Linked DNA regions of Homo sapiens: region 2 is linked to region 1. Evidence: chromatin loops called from intact Hi-C (ENCODE). Cell type or tissue: sigmoid colon. All regions are shown on one strand. Each heading gives the region's core, and the rest is flanking DNA. Links, peaks and the distances in the headings are about the cores only.

Region 1 (5,347 bases), core at 1,587-4,086:
TGTGTTCTAAATTCTTTGCTGGACATTTAATTCTGCTAAAAGGAGAGCATCTGATAAGTTTTCAACCTACTTCACTGGCATTTTTATTGTGTAGTATGTGAATGCATTAACAAAGTTGATAATACACTGGACTTCACTTTCACCATCAAAGAAGAACAAGTTTGGTGATGTAAAAATGGGAGGAGCATTGGGAGAAAATGACTGTGTCATTTTCCAATTTATAAGCACAAGAGACAGAAATAATGTGCCTATCAGTACTCTGAATAGTGGTGATTTTCAAAATGAAACTTTACAATCACAAATTATACCCATAAAGGAGAAAAAAGTAAGAATTTTTTGGTGATACTAGTTTACTCCATGTATTATTGTGCACTTACAACCTTCCAAGTTCTACGCTACAGGGGAAACATATTTCTTTTAAAACGCCCTTGTCCTAAAAGAGCTTACAGTGTATAATTTATGGGGATGACCATCAAGTATCCAATCTCAGTATAGTTTCATTACTGCTAAGAGAGAAGTGTGCACAGGCTGCTATTAAAACCTATGAGAGGCACCTAGTCAGATTAGGAAGAGTCACAGAAAGCTCCCCAGTGGAGGTGAGAGCTGAGCTGAGTTTTAAAGAATGCAAAGGAATTACAAGGTAAGAAGGAGATTCTATTTTGAATAAATAGAATGTCTGAAAGACATCACAGTGGAAACTTGAAACAATTTAACATTACTGTAAGACTGAGTTCAAATTAAGGAATAAAGGAAAATGAGCCTGGAGAGGTACAGAGAGGGCCAGGTGATGGTGGGCCTTGTGTAAAGAGAGCTTTCTATAAAGGTCTTGCTACTAATGAGCTTGGATGTTATTCTGTAGGCAGTGAACACCATGGAAAAGTTTAAATTGATTGAGTGCCATGGTCTAATTTATATCTTAGATCTGTGGCATCATGTGGGGTGAATTTTACAGGGTCAAAACTGAAAGTAGAGAGACCAGTGCTGAAGGTGCATCAGAAGTCTAAAAGAGACCAGGCATAAATTACGAAGTGGCAAGAGGATGAAGAAGAGGGATGGTTTGGGGTGGATTTTAGGAGGTAGAATTGACATGATTTTGCTATGAATTGGATACAGGAGACAAGCAAAAAGGCCTGATGCTACTGCTGATGATAACGTAAAAGATAATATTAGTGACTGAAGACATGGATGAGATGGCCCAGGGAGAGTGCTGGGATAAAATGAAAAGAAGATGGAGGGTTCGTTGGGGCTCAAACCGAGAAGAAAGTTGAGAAGAAGCAGCCAAAGAAGGAGGAAAGAAACCAGCAGAGAGTTGGCATGAAAAATAAATGCAAGAGTTGTAAGTAAAAAGCCATCAGTGTTCAAGTATCGAACTTCACAATACCAGGGCAGTTTTGATCCAGTCAAGAGCAGGTCAATGGAGTGGTGAGAACACAAGCCAGATTGCAGGGAGCTGAGGGGGAGCGGGAGGAGAGGAAGTGGAGACAGAACATGGGCTGGTCTATCAAGACTCTTGGCTGTGAAGAAAGGACAGATTTATAAAGAGGTGCCAGTTGAGGGTGGAATTTTTTTAAGGACATTGAGAGACCTGAGCACATTTATGTGGAGAGGGGAAGAGCCATCAGAGATGAGGTTGAAGATAGAGGCTGACTATAAGGGAGTCCCCTCTGGCAATGGCCCATGCTGCCCCTCACAGGAGTGAGCTCTCCATCACAAATGCTAGAGGAAGACTTCCTTGATCAGCCTAGCTCAATCCAGTAGCACCTTCTAACTAAGATTTTTCAATATAACAGTGATTTATTGGAGCTTTCAGTATTTGCATTGCCTTACACTAACCCAGTGGAGCACACAGATAAATTGAAGCTACAGCATGGATTGAATCATCCAGTTCTGAAGCAAGAGCTGTTGACCACTTGGCCACTCCTAGGCCCCTCTGATTCAGAGATTACAACGACTTAACTCAGGAGTCCTTCAGAGGTGATGGTCAAGCCAGCCAGCTCCTTAGTCACCTTCCCATGTCTCCTTTGGGGGAAAGCCAGGAAAGGCCACTTCTTTCCAACTTCTAAAGCAATATTCGTCTTTGAACCCTATTATTATAATTCAACTCAACTTCATTAGCGAGTCAAACACCCTTTGAATGCACTGTCCCCCTGGCTGCCTTGTGATAGGAAACACAGCTCCTGCCCTCAAGAAACTCAGTCCTTCCCCAGGCATTTAGCTTTTCTGGAAACTGGAGATAAATAGAAGAAGAACTGATACGACAACCAAGGTGGTGCTTAAAAAACTTGTTTACAGAGCCCTCAGATTCTAAGGGGGGGCTTCCCTAACCAACCAGGGGATGGAGGTAGGAGCAGTATAGACTCCAGGCCTTCCCACCCAGCTTCAAATCAAGTAGCTCTACTTTTATTCATTTTATATATTTAGGTTGTCATAGGTTTTTGTTTGAACCAAGAGACTCACAGCTAAGAGATGCTTAAAACCCCACCAAAGTAATATTTGCTGATCAAAATCAAGAAAAGCATAACTCAATACTGAGTTACCAAAAAAAAAAGGAGATCGAAAGTCATTGCAAAGGGGTTAATTTGATCTTCTCAAGCTCTATTCATGAACTCATTCATCCGGAAGACAAATACATAGCAGCAGGCACTGTGCCAGTCCCATGTCGGGCACTGGGGAGACAGAGGTGAAGGAAACTTGATGTCTGCTCTCCAGAACTTCACAGGGAGACAGACAGGGGAATGATAGCTCTCTAGAGTGGTGTCCTGATCAAGGTGTGGATTAAGGACGGCGGGGAGACAGAGGTGACAAGGATTCGCCCTGAGAAGTGGGGAGAGAGGCTTTGTCAGGGAGAGCTTCACCAGGGTCTTAAAGGATGCCTACGGTCAGCCGGAGAGGGAGGAGGAGGGGCGTGCACCGATTCCCACGGCTGCAGCAGGGGGCGCGGAAGGGTAAATGCGTTTACTGGGCGAGGGAAGTCGCGGCTTTCTCCTCAGGCTGAACCTGGGCATCTGTCTCTGAGGCTAAAGCGCTTCAGAGCCCTCATGTCTGTCAGGGGCTCCCGCACCGTGTCTTTCTGAGTACTGCCACCTAGTGGCCACTCTCAATTCCCACATTTCCCTGGACAGCCTGGAGTCATTTGTCTTCCCACTGATTTGAGGGTTAAGCAAACAGTGAGCACACACAGTGGATAAGTGACTTCTCCGGTAGCACACAGTTTGTGAGGCTGGGGCTGGAACAGAACCTAGCTCTTGTGATCCCAGGACCAGGTCTGGTATGGGCCGGTTTGCCCCCGTCCACACTCGCTCTGGCAGGTTGAGGCTGAAGGTCAAGTCGATAGATGACTACTCTGGAGCGCACTTCAAATCCTCTTCCCAGGCTTCAGAGGGGTAGGGACACTTTAAGAGAGAAGGAATGTGGGAGTAAGTGGATGAGCTAGAGAGAAAAGAAGATATATATTGTTTTCCCCACCTCACTCTCACCAGTCCAGCCTTCAAACCTATCTCAGCAATGAGAAAAGGGGGCTAATGATGTTCTGGGACTGGATAGAGACCATCGCTTCAGGCATTAGGTTGCCACCATGTCGACAGGAGAGGGGAGGGGCTCTCAGCCATCTTTTTTTCTGAGGAATGGCTGGGGGTGGGGGAGTCCCATGGCCACAGTCAAAGAATAATAGCAGGGTCCCAGGGACAGGACTAGAAGTTTCTGAAAACACCTGTCAGTTGCTGAAGGTTAAAAAAAAAAAAAAAAAAAAAAGCTGGACCATACCAGACCTAGTCCTATTTGAATCATATTTAAATATGATTCTCTGCTCAAGATGACAATTTGCATGCAACATGTTTCAGAAGCCCATCTGGTGTTACAAAATCCACTGTGGTTTCAACCTGTCCTTTCAATCAACCATCCTGGTTGGATTATAAAGACTTTACAATAAAAATCATAGGAATAATAAGGATAATAGAATTGACACAGTAGAAAAAACAAAACGAGGAACCAGATAGTAAAGGAGGTGGCAGAAAAATCTATATATTGAACAACACAACTTTTGGCCGAGGAGGACTATAAAACTGAGCCTAATCTTTGGTCTTAGCATCCCATCAGCCTGGGAGGGAAAATAATGCCCTGAATGAGCACCAGGCATCCCATTCAGGTCCCATCAGGTAGGTATCTTCATCTTCATTTTGTAGAGGAGGAACCTAAACCTCATGGTGGTTATTTGGCTTTCCTGAGGTCATGCAGTTCTTATATGATAGAGGCACTCTGTGAAATGATAGATGCCTGACTTATTTCATTGGCAACCTGATCTGTTTACCTCCTGAACCCCAAGCTGTGTCTAATCCCACTTGCTTTTTTTAAGAGAGTATTCCCAGCATGAATCCTTTTGTCACAAAGAAAAAAAAAGTTTTCTGGCTGGGTGTAGGGAGAGCTGGGCTAGTTTGGTTCATGATGGGTGGGGGGGCATGGCCAAGGTGAGCTTACACGGGAAATTCCCTTCCCTCCTCCCAGTAAAAAAAATCCCTGAGTTGTTTCGGAAAGTCCCATGCTGAGGCTGGGCAGTGTGGCTAGGTATCAAAGTGCTGGAGCCTTTCCTTGTATCCATCAAGCTGAATTCACAAAGGGAGGGAGAGAAGAAGGGAGGAGAGGCTGGGGGCTGCTTCTGATTAGCCTGTCCTCTGCCAAAGTGAGATGTCCTCTCTCTGTGGGCAATTAAATGGTTCTCATGAATCCACCATCTGGGCTCAGCAATGTGTGCTGTGGCTGCTTTCTCTCTCCACCCAACCCCACCCCACCTCTGGCTCAGGAGCCAGGCCAATGAGATTCAGAAAATCTAGCCCTTCCCCCACCTCACCGTTTCTCCCTTCCTACAAGGGCTGCTGCAAATGGCTACAGAGGGCTACGCAGTTCTCCAGGCCTCCACCTCTCAGCAGATAAAGCCAGCCCAGGGGCATGGAAAAGTTCTTGAAGAAAATTAAAAGTGCTATTCCAGTGAACACATAGATGATAAGAAAGTGAAACAGCCTTACTGCTGATGTAGAAAAAGTTTTAGTGTTCTGGATAGAAGATCAAACCAACCGCAACATTTCCCTTAAGCCAAAGCTTAATCCAGAACAAGACCCTAACTCTCTTCAATTCTATGAAGGCTGAGAGATGTGAGGAAGCTGCAGAAGAAAAGTTTGAAGCTAGCAGAGGTTGGTTAATGAGGTTTAAGGAAAGAAGCCACCTCCACAACATAAAAGTACAAGGTGAAGCAGTAAATGCTTATGTAGAAGCTATAGCAAGTGATCCAGAAGCTCTAGCTAGGATAATTAATGAAAGCGGCTGTACCAAATAATAGATTTTCAATGCAGATAAT
Region 2 (5,347 bases), core at 1,046-3,545, 87 kb before region 1:
TTGCAGCAGAAGCTGACTGATACATGGTGCTCAGGATAGAGGTAGAGGGAAAGAAGGAAAAGAGGTTTCAGATCTAGGTAAGTCCAGGCATTACAGAAAGAGCTGCTTTTCTGTGGATGTGGTCGTGTTCTTTGCAAAGACTATTTCTTTTCTGCCTCTGATGGTGGGTGGGCAGAGGATGACCATGCATCTTAAATGAGCCACTTAAACTGAGGAATTAAACTCTTTTTTTTTTTTTTAAGATGGAGTCTTGTTCTGTCGCCCATGCTGGAGTGCAGTGGTGTGATCACAGCTCACTGCAAGCTCCACCTCCCAGGTTCAAGCAATTCTCCTGTCTCAGCCTCCCGAGTAGTTGGGACTACAGGCATGCGCCACCACACTCAGCTGATTTCTGTATTTTTAGTAGAGACAGGGTTTCACCATATTGATCAGGCTGGTCTCAACCTCTTGACCTCAGGTGATCCGTCTGCCTCGGCCTCCCAAAGTGCTGGGATTACAGGCGTGAGCCACCACGCCTAGCTAGGAATTAAACTCTTAAAGTTTTCTGTCTCAGCTACCAGGGCCAAGATGTAAGAAAAGGGAAGTTAGACTTTTGTTTAAAGAAAGCATGAGACAGGCCACCCTACGAACCAGGGCTGCCATAGACAGTGATGCAGGCTGTGCCCTGCACAAGGGCTCCTGGCCAAGGGCAGTGTGAGATGCATTCAGTGCAATGAAGCATGGATAGGAAGAACATGTCTGCATCAAAGTGCAACTTATACTCTGTGTACCAAAAAGAGTTTCACTGATAAGAATGAGGGGAAAATAGCACCTACAATTAGATACAGAATTTCCTCAGTATCAAAAAGCTAAGTTGTTTCTTTTCTGAAGCCCTTGATATACAATAAAAATAAATCTTATGCCCCACAGATAACGCTGGTTTAGTTTCGGTATCTTGGTGCCACCAGGAGCTGCGTGCTCTTTTTGAAATGATGAGAGTAGGTAAAAAGTAAGGAGTCTCTCCTGTTTCTCTTTATAGGATGGTTTTCCTGCTCTGTTAAGTGGCGCTCATCCTTCAGCTCCACACTCAAGGGGCAAGGACTCCTGTGGTTAAATATTCTGAGATCAATGCCACAGAGGGAAGCCACTCAAAGGGAAAGTCTTGGGCCTTTGGGTGTGGGGCAGGACTTTCTCGAGTTCCCGTGAGTCAGAGAGTCTCAGGAAGGGAAGGATCAGCAGAGTCATTCGGACCACCCTTTCATTTAACAAATGAGGAAAAAGAAGCCAGAGGGGGAAGGGACTGGCCCAGGGTCACGTAGCTCATAAACGACACAGCGGCAATGAAAACCCAGAGACTTTCACTTCTCTCCCTTCATTCTTTTTCTTCCATTCTCATCAAACCCGAAGAACAGGAATGGATGGTTGTTATAATACTGGTCCAGGAGGAGAGGCTTTAAATCAGAGTCCAAGGCAAAGTCCCTTTCAGAAAGCTCTGCTGGCCTGAGAGCCTTCCTCAATGCTTTGCCCACACGGCGCTGCACGATGCTGCCACGGCACCTCATGCCTCAGTGTGCTCTGGTTATATCTCAGGTCCCCCTGACCAGGAGAAATCTCCTGGAACAGTCAGAGACAGGTCACACCTCAGGCCGAACGCCCTGGGCCCAGGGTTAGGATTCACAGAATTGCGTGCTGAAACCTCCCAACAGTGGTTGAACTCTGGGTTCTGACACATGAGTGGATCAGGACCAACTGGGTCTAGATTTCTAAAATGCCTTCTGAAATGCTGCTTTTCCAGCAGTGGCAGAGAGCAGGGTGAGCAGTGAGGAGAATATAGGGAGGGGAAGACTGTGCTCTCAGACACCAGGACAGCCAGCCCAAATACACACCAGAGCCTGGGCCCAGTGGGTTCTAGTCCTGCCCTGTGTAACTTGCTGTGCAGCTTTGGGCAGATCCCCTCCCCTATCTGGTCCATGGCCTCCCAATCTGTGACATGAAGGCGTGGACCGGATGGTCACTGAGGCCCCTCCCAGCTTGGCCATATGTCCAGCCTTGAACCACGTGTAGACTCAAAGCAATTAGCCAAGAAGAGGAGTCTCCAGACAATTCCTCTTGCTCCACCCTGCCTCTGTGTCTGGTTCCTCTCCTGGCAGTTTCTATTTTCTGCTCTGTCTGGACAGAAGGGCTTGCTTGGCTCTGTCTGTCTTCCAGCCTTCCCTAGGAAATTGTCTTTGCTTGGAGCACAATGACGCACAGGGGTGCCCCCTGCCGCTCAGCTCTGTGCCATGGGCTTCCAAGGGCTACAGAACAATGGGGTGGAGGGGGAGCCTTTGGGTCAAAGTCTTGGGCAGCTGCCAGGCAGAAGGGAAGTGCAGAGGCTGGCCCTGGTGCAGGGTCACAGAGATCTCCCTTCTCTCTCTGCACTGTCTCCTTGGCCTGAGTAAGCAGAAGGTCCTGGATGCTGCAGCCACAGAGGCGGGAGGCAGAACAGCAGAGACCTGAGAAGGATAGGAGTGACTCTTCAAGAATGAGGTCTGGAGACCAGAGCAGGAAGCCCTCAGAATAGAGAGAACATGGGCAAGGTGGTCAGCAGGCTGGTGGGCAGCCCCGCTCAGATCCCTCCCCTAGAGCAGAATGGTTACAAAACCTGGGTATGGGGGCCTATTCTGGAGTGGCCTGGCCCAAACAGCAAATTGTTGTGAACCCCCATATTTTAACTTAAAAATCCAGTGCCTGTCACATGATGGACGCTCAGTAAATGTTTACTGAATTAATGTGAATCCTGCATTCTACTGCATCATCTGTATAATTCCTGATTTTCGGGCTCTTGAGGGCTTCTCGTACCCCTAGCTCACTGCCTTGTACCCTCTGAGAAGCAGGGCTGGGATGGAGAGAGTTCTGCGTGTGTTGTCGGGCACCCTGAGCCATCGCTGGGCCAAGCCATTGCACCTGCCAGGGCCCTGGTTTTCCCATCTGTGAGACAGGATAGAGAGGCAGGACCGCAGGCCTCAGCCAGCTCGGGAATGGCAACTGCTGGCACTCCAGTGTGCATCAGTATGTCTGAGATAGCCGGCGAACGGAGCACTGGGGCAATGTTTGAAGGGCAACTGAGCCTCACTAGGGTGAAGCTTGTGCCAAAGCAGCAGGAAAGCGTGTTCCATACTCTGTGCCACCTCTGATTGCGTCTTGAATATTCCATGCTTTTATGTTTCTGGGTATGACCAGAAGCTTGGAAAAAGTTCCTTGCATTGTGACCCACATGTATATCTGTGTTAAAAAAAAATGCTGAAGTCTGCATCATGCTTTTCAGATTTGTTAATTCATTTGATTATTCATTCGTTTATTCATTCATTCCAAAAACATTCATTGAACACCACAATGTGGCAGATGGTAGGGTCCCTCATTGGGAGGAGACACTCAGTGAAATAAACAGACAATTACACTGCAATGCACGAAGTGCTATAATGATGGCATGAACAAAGTGTTTAGGATGGTTTGCAATGGCACTCACCTTTTCCTCTGGAGCACAGAGTGTGTCCATGTGCTCATCACCATCACTCTCTGAAGAGGGGACAGTGTCTATGGAGGAGGACCCTGAGGCTCAGAGAGGTTAAGTGACTCACACAAGATCACACAGTCCTTATCTTCCGATGCTAAACCCAGTGCTCAAGGGATTACTTTGTATGTTACCCCACAGCTATGGATATAATGTTATGACTCACCTCCTTTTGGGGTTCTTTTAGTGAATCACTGTTGCTTTATTAAGTCTCTTTTGTCCTGCTAAAAAAAAAAAATTGTGAAACTATCTGCTTGACCACTTTCTTTATAAAACTGGTCGGTCTGATGGGCTTGTGTTAACCTTTAAGAAAATGAAAATATTTTAAGATTTTCTTTTTTGGCCCTATCTTGGGCTGGACAGTCATTCCCATCTCTTCCCTCCACAGACAGCCATGGTCTTTAGACCATCCAGGAGAAACCTCCCTAGGTTTGTGAGCTGTTGGGATCATTGTTACCACTGTGGGTCCCTTTTCAGCCTCCTATGTATCAAACTGACTTTGCTTTCCTTTCAACCTTCCAGAAATTAGACCCACAAAACATAGAGATGGGTCACATAAGTCAAAACGGAGGCAGAGGCTGGTGAAACCCTTTACCCTCTGACAACAGTGTTCTTCAGGATTCTTGAGAACAGGTGAACACATTTGAATTGAGCCCTGACTTTGCTCTGTGACTCTGTCCCTGTCCTTGAACCTCTCTGAGCTTCCATGAGCTCATCTGGCATACAGATATATCAACAGTCACACAGATCACAAAAAGATGCCAGGGTTTACAAAGCAATTCGTAAAAAGTGACCTCCTTGATGAATGGAGGGTGCCCAGCAGGCTTCTTTAGGGTGTGTGAGCAAGGCAGCATGAATATTGGAAAGAGTCTGGACTTTGAAGTGAGAAGATCCAACTTCAGACTCTGACGCTGCCTTTTACGAGCTATGTGACTTTGAGCAAGTTTCCAACAGCCCTAAGACTCAGCAGCATAACTAGGATGATGATGGCACCTTCCCCATCCACCTTACCCCCAAGTTGTTAAGAGAATGAAAGCAGCTGAAGCCCTGCTAACCAGGCAATCTGGGCTGCATGCTGGTCAGTGCCAGGACCAGGGTTGAGTTTCTCCTTCAGCAACCGCAGTCCTCCCAGAGGATGGGAGTCTTGTGTGCTTCAGACAATAAGATCCTGCCAAGACAAGAAAAGGAAGCTGACAATTTCTCACTTCTTTCAGCTGTCTCTCGAGCTCCCTCCACAGGCCCACATCACCCCACTAGCCTTCTACACTCCCAAAACACTTTTCAGAAGGGCTTGTCTCCCTTCCTTCTGGCACAGCACCAATGCTCTGTCTAGTCTGGAGGTGGACTTGCTGCTTCACACTCTAGAAAATGCGGGGCTGTTGAGTGACAGTGGCACCCACCACGGGAGTCCCACTTTTTTACCCTACAAAGCTTATCTGGGCGGATGCCAGGTTCCTAGGTTTGGGTTCCCTCCACTATGAGGGGCTCAGCCCACTTGGAGTCAAAAGGAAACAGCCCAGCTACCGACTTGCATAGGAGACCCTCTGGGAAGGTTTGCTGGTGGAAAGACCACTCTGGCTGCTCCTCGAGTGTTGCCGGGGTGTACTCTGCTCTGCCTGCAGGCCTCCCCAGCCCAGGAGGACCCATTCCACCTGTTGGAGATTTGCTGGCTACCTCCAGGTGGCCAACGAGGGTGTGGCAACTTCACAAATAAGGAAAACCAGGATAAGAGGCAATGTTTGCCTCTGTGAAACAAGTTTGCGATAGTTTTGTGATAATTCTGATTAGGCTGTTCCAAAACCATTGTTTTGCCAA

The links. Peaks named below come from ENCODE experiments on the same cell type or tissue, not always from the same donor. Only the 100,000 strongest peaks of a DNase experiment are listed, where the experiment ranks them.
Region 2: it touches region 1 in a loop (3-fold over the local background); 30 of 110 quality-filtered maps call a loop at or near these places.

Annotation. Positions count from the first base shown.
Region 1 is chr1:117,755,945-117,761,291 of GRCh38, forward strand. No RefSeq gene overlaps it. Among named protein-coding and RNA genes, the nearest start is that of TENT5C, 150 kb to the left of the region's middle. In sigmoid colon, for the core only: a CTCF peak has its summit at 3,081 (motif pointing left); a DNase peak (open chromatin) is centred at 3,067; H3K4me3 peaks cover 729 bases; H3K27ac peaks cover 564 bases.
Region 2 is chr1:117,669,969-117,675,315 of GRCh38, forward strand. No RefSeq gene overlaps it. Among named protein-coding and RNA genes, the nearest start is that of TENT5C, 67 kb to the left of the region's middle. In sigmoid colon, for the core only: a CTCF peak has its summit at 2,282 (motif pointing left); a DNase peak (open chromatin) is centred at 2,283; H3K27ac peaks cover 106 bases.